2 separate regions of the Mus musculus genome follow, and region 2 is linked to region 1. Evidence: chromatin loops called from intact Hi-C (ENCODE). Cell type or tissue: left cerebral cortex. All regions are shown on one strand. Links, peaks and the distances in the headings refer to the core of each region. The heading gives the core; the rest is flanking DNA. Region 1 holds the start of Sowahb (sosondowah ankyrin repeat domain family member B). Region 2 has its middle 26 kb from the start of Gm36764.

Region 1 (4,388 bases), core at 153-4,152:
GTGTCAAAACCTTTGGCATCGGTCCCTCCCCTTTCTCTCCTCTTAAAGTACAGCAAGTCACGGTCCCATTCTGCCTCTTGGTCACTTGTACAACTCAACATATGTACTTGTGCAAGGCACCAAAGAGGGATTCTCCTGACTTGCCCATCTGAGGTTTCCATTTGGACTCTGCCTCCCACACTTGTGAATCTCACTGAGAGACTCAACACCAGTAAATAAATACAAGCACGAGCTGAAGTTTCATATAAAAACATTTGTTTCAATAACTACTTTAAGGCGTCAAAGTTATATGGAGTGGGAACAGCTCCTCCATGCCAACCCACTACTAGGTTTCAATTCTAGAAACTGCCCCAAATAGACAGAAACAGTCCTTCTTTCTGACCTAGATAATTTAAAGCCAAGGAGTCCAAGTCCTTCATGGAAAAGTACCAGGGTTCTGTTGGGATTTAAATGAAACACTGCTGGTGTGGCCTATCTGACAGACTGTCAACTGATCAGTGGCAGTGACAGAGGGCTTGCCTAGCACAAATGAGTACCTGAGTTTGATCCCCCAATGCTGGGGTAGGGGGATGGAGGGTGACCATACCAAAACATTGTTGACAGTTGCAGGACCAACATACTCGAGATATTCTTAGTGAAAAATCTGGAACTGTAAAGTGAAGTAAAAGGAGAGGAGAAAATAGAGAATTTATCGCTAGAAACGTGGCAGTCATGGGAGGCTGCAGAGACACAGACATTTGGGGTGGCTGTTAGGGAAGGTGGGGAGGGAAGGCTGCAACGAGGCTGTGCAGAAGACAAAGGGGCTTGAGGCTACAAGAGATAGGTACTGTTGACAGTATGCAAATCAACTCAAGATAAAGAAGAAAGAGAGTCACCCAGACCAGACAGAAATGTAGGGCTTTATGGATGAAGTGTGCTGCTGTGGCTTAACTCTTCCCTCTTCAAAGGGGGCTAAAGAAAAACTTGAATCAGGGTGGACTCAGCAGCCCTTCAACAGACCAAGAGAGTCTAGCGTCCCCTTTCCTGGGGTGGAATCAAATCCTCGTCGCGATTTCAACATTTTAAATGTGTGGAGGAAAACTTGCATTCTCAAAGCAAAGACTTCACAAAGAAGTCAACATGAAACAGATGGAGCGAATCTCTTCTCTTCACAAATCTTAGACTAAATTAAAAAAAAATAACTCTGGGTATCAAATACCTTAGCTAAGGAGATAATTCCTCTGGATTTTGGCTTCCTAGGAAATGACCTCTCTGATAGCGAATCCTCCCCCAACACCTCTGGCACTGAGCATTGTAATATAAGACAATGATGCCGGAAAATGAAAGGCAAAACCCAACCTTCGTCTGTAGCTTTCAGAGTGATTTCGCTCTCAGTACAGACTTAGGCAGGTGTGTCTGAACTCCTTGAAGAGAATGTCCTGGGAGCCGCCTTCTCAGTATCTTGTTATCGACAAACTAAAAGAGATTTGGTTTGGATCTCGGTGGGTTTTTTTTTTCCGGATCCCGCCGGATTCTGCAATTGGGAACCCCGAGCCCCTCCCCAGACCGAGCTAATAAAGAGAAACAGCGGGGAGCCAATCTATTGGACCCTGACCCGTGAAGACTCTAGCTGTAACTCGTGCCGCGGGGAGAGAGGGACCTAGTCGACCTCCCTCTGCTTTAGTTTCTAGCCTGGCGGGCACTCTGAGGGACAGCCAGTCGCCTACCTGCCTGACATCTCCCAGGCCTCGGGGTAGCTGCGCGCCCGGGAGAGCTGTTCCCCTCCGGCTCAGTTCGCCCTCGGCCTCACCTCCCACGCTGCCCGCGACTGTGACCAGCCTGACTCACCCCGGACGGGTGGCGGGGGTTGGGGGATACTTCAGAAGGCGGAGGTACTGGAGGCGGGCTGAGCCCTTCCCCCAGAGCCCAGGAGGAGGCGTAGCCAGAGCGCAGGTGAAACCGACTCCGACCTATCCCGGGAACTTTCGCTGCGGGGACTCGCTGCGACAGGCCAGCGTCGTTCAGGGGCGGCCCAGGAGCCGCCCCCTGCCACCAGGGTTGCGCGCGGGGACTCTGCCTGGGCACCCGCCCCTAGGGACCCTCGGCCCTCCTGGAGCGCCCTGGGGATGCGGGCGGCGCCGGCCTCCGCGGCTGATGGAGGCGGGTGGCGCCACCCTGGGCGCAGGTGACACTCTCCAGGCCTGGGTTTCGGTCGAAGGGGAAGTGCGCTGGGAGCTCGAGACGCAGCCGCCCCAGGGACTAAGGACCCAGCAGCGATGGCCGGAGAGCTGAGCCAGGAGGCACTGCTGGACTTTCTGTGCCAGGCCGGGGGCCGAGTGCGTAACGCAGAGCTGCTGAGCCACTTCAAGAGCTTCCTGCGCGACCCTCACGTGTCTCCAGGCCAGCTGCAGGAGCGTCGCGAGCGCTTCAAGGGCTTCGTGAACTCGGTGGCCGCAGTGCGCCAGGACCCCGACGGCACCAAGTACGTGGTGCTCAAGAGGAGGTACAGGGACCTACTGGGGGAGGAGGGCCTGCAGCGACCGGGCCCTGTAGATGGAAAGCCGCGGGGCCACCGCCGCCGTGACCCGGAGCCGCAGAAGCCGCCGGCAGGTGCGGGGACCCAGGTGGACGTAGGTGGCAGCGCGCAGAAGGTGGCCGGGCCAGACCCCAGCCCGGAGGACAGCCCGAACCAGAGGACACCGGAGCCAGAGGCTGCTCAAGCCAGAGGCAGGTGTGCGGCTGTGGGGACGCGAGGACGCTGCTGCTGGGAGTGCCAGCAGAACGGCTGGGGACAGTCCACCGGACAGCCGCTGCCAGAAGATCTCGGAGACCCTGCAGTCGCCTGCGAGAAGCCGGAGCGCGCTGCACCTGCCCGGGATGACCTCGGAGCTCCGGGGTGGCTGAGGGAAGGAGAGGCCGCCGAGCACGCGCCTGGATCTGTACCGCCTGTCTGGCCTCCGACCGCCGTCGAGGCTGCTGGCAGCCCGACGTCCCCGCCTGCTCTCCCGCCCCACCCGGCGCCCTCCAGAGAGCCACTGGAGCTGTTTACCGCCGGCTCCCCGAACCATTCAACCCAGCAGCTGCAGCAACAGCACCAGCGCACTCAAGAGTGGGTAGCCAGATACCTGCAGGTGCCTGAGCCCGAGATCCAGGCGCCCACTCGCGCCTGGTCGGTGTTGCCAGACAACTTCCTCCAGCTACCTTCAGAAACCGCCTTTGGGGTCTCGGAGACCAGCTCGGCGCTGCCAGAGCCCGCTCTGTCTTTTCATTCTCTCCTTCCCGTGGTTCTCGATGAGTCCTCAGAATCCTGGCCAGGGAACGCTCCATCTACCGTCTTTCGAAGCATTCGTTGTCAGCTGTCCCTCCAGGATCTGAATGACTTTGTGGAGCAAGAGAGCCATGGAAGTGAGGAGAGCAGCAGTGGACCCAAAGAATCTCCCGGAACCCCCGAAGAGGGGCTGCAACCTGTCTTGAGAACTTCCTCCTGGGGGGAGCTCAGGGATCCAGTTGAGGATCTGTTTTTGCCACCAAACGACAGCCCTTGCCTGATCCGGCGGGACCTCGGATATAGAGGGAATGCGCCCAGTTTTCGGAAGGTCCCAACAGTGGCTAAAAGCCTTGGAGACCACCCCCAAGAGCCCTTCCCTGCCCTCAAGTTCCGAAGGTCTGTCAGGAGGAGCTCTCGAACAGGAAGAACCAAATCTCCTTCTTCCTCAGACGAGGAGCATCCTGATGAGGACTTGTGGAAAAGGAGTCGGCGCCCACCTCGGTCCAGGAAACCTTCCAAGGCAGGAGCCCTGCCCAGCCCAAGGGTGGATGCTGTTTTGGTACAGAAATTGGCAGATGCTAATGCTGTGGCCAGTCAGCCACACTCTTCATGGATCCCAAGCAGGGATGGATCTGCAGCCTTGATACCCCACAGACCTTCTGAGCACAGGTCCCCCCTTGTCCCTCTAGACACCAGGGAGCATGAGTGGATTGTGAGGCTTGCCAGTGGTTCCTGGCTTCACGTGCTGACTTTGTTCTGGGAGGACCCCCAGCTGGCTTTGCACAGAGACTTCCTGACTGGGTACACAGCCTTGCACTGGATAGCAAAGCATGGTGACCTGTGTGCCCTTCAGGATTTGGTCTCTGGAGCCCAGAAGGCGGGCATTGCACTAGATGTAAATGTGAGGTCCAGTTGTGGCTATACCCCACTGCACCTTGCAGCTATTCACGGGCACCAGGGAGTCATCAAATTGCTAGTGCAAAGACTGGCTTCTCGGGTGAACATTCGGGACTGCAGTGGCAAGAAGCCATGGCAGTATCTGAACAGTAACGTCTCTGGGGAAACGTGGCAGCTCCTGGGTGCACCCCGGGGCAAACCTATCTTCCCTGTCTATTCCTTAGTCCAAAGCTCTTCCCCAGCC
Region 2 (4,388 bases), core at 318-4,317, 62 kb after region 1:
TTGCATCAATCTTCTCTACTGTCTTCAGGATGCAGAGGCTGTGTGTGGACACAAAGGGGCCACTTTGTTCTGGTATCTTTGTTCAGAATCAGATTTGGGTTGGGGGCAGAGACAGGAGTGCACACTTGAGCAATCAGGCACAAAACAGAGTTGATTAGGCACAGCTTGCCCAAGTGTGATCAACTACTGGAGTTTCAACATGACTCAGAATTAAAGGAATGACTCTCTAAGGATGGAATTTAAAGCTTGCAAGATGGGTCAGTGGGTAAAAGGACTTGCAGCTAAGCCCGACCACAGGAGTGTGATTCCCCAGGACCTGGAGTAGGAGAGAGCTCACTCCTGCAAGCTGCTCCCTCTTGACTTCAGCACTCTCACACATGTGAGAGTATATATGCATGAGGAAACACACATTAAATAAATTTATAAGATAGGTGATTGATAGCTTGATGTGTGTGTGTGTGTGTGTGTGTGTGTGTGTGTGTGTGTGTGTGTGTGTGAGAGAGAGAGAGAGAGAGAGAGAGAGAGTTTGAATATGCTTGGCCAGGGAGTGGCACTATTTGGAGGTGTGGCCTTGTTGGAATAGGTGTGTCACTGTGAGCATGGGCTTTAAGCCCCTCTCCTAGGTGCCTGAAAGTCAGTCTTCCACTAGCAGCCTTCAGATGAAGATGTAGAACTCTCAGCTCCTCCTGCACCATGTCTGCCTGGATGCTGCCATGCTCCTGCCTTGATGATAATGGACTGAACCTCTGAACCTGTAAGCCAGCCCCAATTAAATGTTGTCCTTTATAAGAGTTGCCTTGGTTATGGTGTCTCTTCACAGCAGTAAAACCCTAACTAATAGAGATATAGAGACAGAGATAGAGATAGAACTGGGGGCTGGAGAGATGGCTTACCAGTAAAGAGCACTTGCTGCTCTTGCAAAGGATCTGGGTTTGGTTCCAGCACCCATGTGGCAGCTGGCAACTGTCCCTAACAACAGATGATCTGGCGCCCTCTTCTGGCCTTTGAGAGAATTGGGCTTGCACAGAGTGCACATGCACACAAGTAGGCAAAACATTCATGCACATAAAATAAATCTTTAAAAAAAAGAAGAAAAGGTAGACTTCAACTTGGAGGTCAAGCAGGAGGGAGAGAGAGAATGTCCTCCCCTGCCACGTTGTCATTGTCCTCTGAGGTCAGCTGTTACATATTCCCAGTGTTTGTTTTTTCCACTTTCTGTACAGATGTGGAGGCCGTTCCCCTCTCACCGAGGTTCCCACAACATACTAGGAAGCATATAACATATCACAGACATGCCAGAAGTAACCGAATATTGTATGACAACACATGGACTCAGTGTCTAGTCTCTTCAGCATTTCATTGTCTTGTTTTAGCATTAATACAGCGGGGATGGAGAGCCCTCTACTCCACCCAACCATCAGTTGTTTTCAATTATGGATGCACTTTCAAGAAATAGAGGTTATTTCCTTAATTCCTCAGCAGCCTGCCATTAGGAAAAACAGAGTTCAGTGTTTGGTTAGGGTTAAGCTTTTGTTCTGCTTTCACGTGGCATTTAGATGCAGTGAGAAACACATCTCTTGAGTGTATGCTCTCAATTTTCCCAAAAACATTTCTAATGAAAAAAGATTCAAATGTACATGAAGCTGGAAGAAGTTTTACAACAGCTGTATTAGTCATAATATAGATTTACTCTACACATTTTATTATATTTGCTATAATACCCATCCATACTTCTCTCTTTTTAGATTTTTAGGCAGTTTAAATACTTTATCCCTGTGAAATACTTCAGCATGGATGATATTAGGGACATTTCTTATGGTTTTCTTTCACATGATACAACATTTGCATGATAGTAGTAAAATGCACATCTTGTGTTCCTTGAGATATTTGCTCTTGGGGGTTGAGCTCGGGACTCCATTGTGCTAAAACAGTTGTTCTCCCATGGCTACACCCCAGTCCTTCCATGAGTTCTGAGGAGCCCCTACCAAGGTGCAGAACAATCAATCCCCCCATGCCCCCCCCAACACAGGATCTACCCTACAGTGTTCCCACCTACTCCTTGCCCAGTTGCCCCACAGACAATTCTGGGTTTTTCTACCATACATTTGATTTACAAAGGACATCACACAGTCTCATTACTCTTGTGTGAAAGACTCACACAAGACTCATTACTCTTGTGTGAAAGACACACACAAGACTCAGCATTATTTTTGAAGCACCTTGCATGTTTGATTCCCTCAAAGGCCAGAAGAGGGCACCAGATCCTCTAAAGTTAGGAACAGTTGCCAGCTGTCATGTGGGTGCTAGAATTGAACCCAGGTCCTCTGCAAGAGCAGCAAGTGCTCTTTACTGTTAAACCATCTCTCCAGCCCCAGATTTATTTATTCTTCCTTCCTTCCTTCCTTCCTTCCTTCCTTCCTTCCTTCCTTCCTTCCTATCTATCTATCATCAATCTATCATCTGTCTTTTTTTTCTTTTTTAATTGGATATTTTATTTACATTTCAAATGTTATCCCCTTTCCTGGTTTCCCCTCTGAAAACCCCCTCCCCCTATCCCTTCCCTCTATCCCTTCCCCTGCTCACCAACCCACCCACTCCCACTTCCTGGTCCTGGCATTCCCCTACACTGGATCATTGAGCCCTCACAGGACCAAGGACCTCTCTTCCCACTGATGCCCGACAAGGCCATTCTCTGCTACATATGCGGCTGAAGCCATGAGTCTCTCCATGTGTATTCTTTGGTTTGTGGTTTAGTCTCTGGGACTATCTATCTATCTATCATTAATCATCATCTATCTATCTACCATCTATCAATCATCTATCTCAATTTTGTTTAATGTGCCTTTACTCATGCATATAGGTTGTATCAGCAGTCTATGTCTTTTTCTCTCTTGTCCTTGCAGTCTTGGGAACTTCAGCTAGGCCCTCTTACATGTCAGACATGTTCTCTGCCATTGGTTATAGCCCCAGCCCTTATGTTTTGTTCTTGTTGGGACATTAGTCTTCATTATAGAATGGACTAAGTGATTCTGTTAGTCTCTTGGTGAATACCTGGGCTGTTTTCCAGTCTGGGCCTTCTTTTACTCTTCTATCCTCATGACCAAATAGCTGACCAAGATGAGAGAGGAGATGGTTATTTTGACTCTTGGTTCCTAAGAGTTAAGTCCATGGTCTCTCAGCCCTGTGTTTTTGTGTAGCAGGACACCATGGTGGAGGGGTTCTTCATGGTGGACAGAAAGCAGAGAAAAACAAGATGAAGGAAGATGCCAGGGAGGTACTGACCTGTATCCTTCAATTGGGTCCCATCCCCTACCTTTTCATACTTCTAAATAACGCCATTATCTTTAGAGTCCATCAATAATGCTGTTATTTTTAGAGTCCATTAAGGAGTGATGTGTTTGTTAGTTCAGAGCTCTCAAGGTTTACCTGAGTATGGAAATGTCTTCCCAGATATACCCAGAGGAACACAGCAGTGATTTCCCAGGGACTCTACCAAATGAGTGGTAGATACTGAGTGTCACAGTATAGACTCTCTACATGGTCTTAGACAAGTCTTTTTGTGCATATGTGCTTTTATTTCTTGTGGGTAAGTACCTTGGAGGTATAGAGGTGGAATGTGAATGTGAAATATGAATATGGAATGTGCAGTTTGTAAATCCTTTGTGCACCCGTGAACTCACCATTGAGTCCTGGTTAGTTCATGCCTGTTGTAGGCAGTGCAGGAATCCCTGACTGACTGAAGTTCTATGTCAATGTCAACAGGGATGAAGCCATGTCAAGGACTCCAAAGCTTTGGAACCATGGGAAATTAGCAAAGCCATTGCCCATATGGTCCAGGGTCAAGAGAAAGACCTTTTCGTGGGAGTCTGTGTGTTCATGATGAATTAATCAGTGTAAGTACAGACTAGCAACTACAGCTTTCCACTCCCAGCTGCATACAGCCTGAGACTGTTCACCTACAGAGCCCTTCTACCGAGACTGGCTGCCCTCCATCTGCCTTACACAATCAACTCATGCTATTTCAGATTGTGGCAGGTGGCAAAACTCCCACTCAAATGAATCCCTTTACTATAAGTGTCTGTCCTTCCCTCCCTGTCCCAGTCAGGGTTCCATGAGTCAGCCTTGACCATGGGAGCCAGTGTATATAATTTTAGCCATTTTTGAGGGGTTGTAGTAACAACTCAATTGTACTTTAAATTTCCATTTCTTTGATAATTAACCACAGTGAGCATTTGTTTGGTTTTGATGACTCCATATTTGTTCCTGCCTTTATGAAGTATTTACTCAAAGGCCAATTGGAACCACTCCTTTGTTAGAGGTATTCTTTTTGGCGTTATATGCAACTTGTGAATATTTTCTCCGATTAGGGCTCTTGCTATTTTAGTGAT

Evidence for each region. Peaks named below come from ENCODE experiments on the same cell type or tissue, not always from the same donor. Only the 100,000 strongest peaks of a DNase experiment are listed, where the experiment ranks them.
Region 2: a loop joins it to region 1, with 4 times the contacts of the local background. A loop is called at or near these places in 1 of 42 quality-filtered maps.

The regions. Positions count from the first base shown.
Region 1 is chr5:93,042,726-93,047,113 of GRCm38, reverse strand. It overlaps Sowahb (sosondowah ankyrin repeat domain family member B), which reads left to right and starts at 2,092. Exons shown (of 1, transcript NM_175270.4): 1 at 2,092-4,388. The coding sequence starts at 2,256. In left cerebral cortex, for the core only: a CTCF peak has its summit at 1,903; DNase peaks (open chromatin) are centred at 2,376, 3,148, 3,482, 3,761 and 4 more places; H3K4me3 peaks cover 3,350 bases; H3K27ac peaks cover 3,817 bases.
Region 2 is chr5:92,980,729-92,985,116 of GRCm38, reverse strand. No RefSeq gene overlaps it. Among named protein-coding and RNA genes, the nearest start is that of Gm36764, 26 kb to the left of the region's middle. In left cerebral cortex, for the core only: CTCF peaks have their summits at 989 (motif pointing left) and 2,244 (motif pointing right); a DNase peak (open chromatin) is centred at 4,028.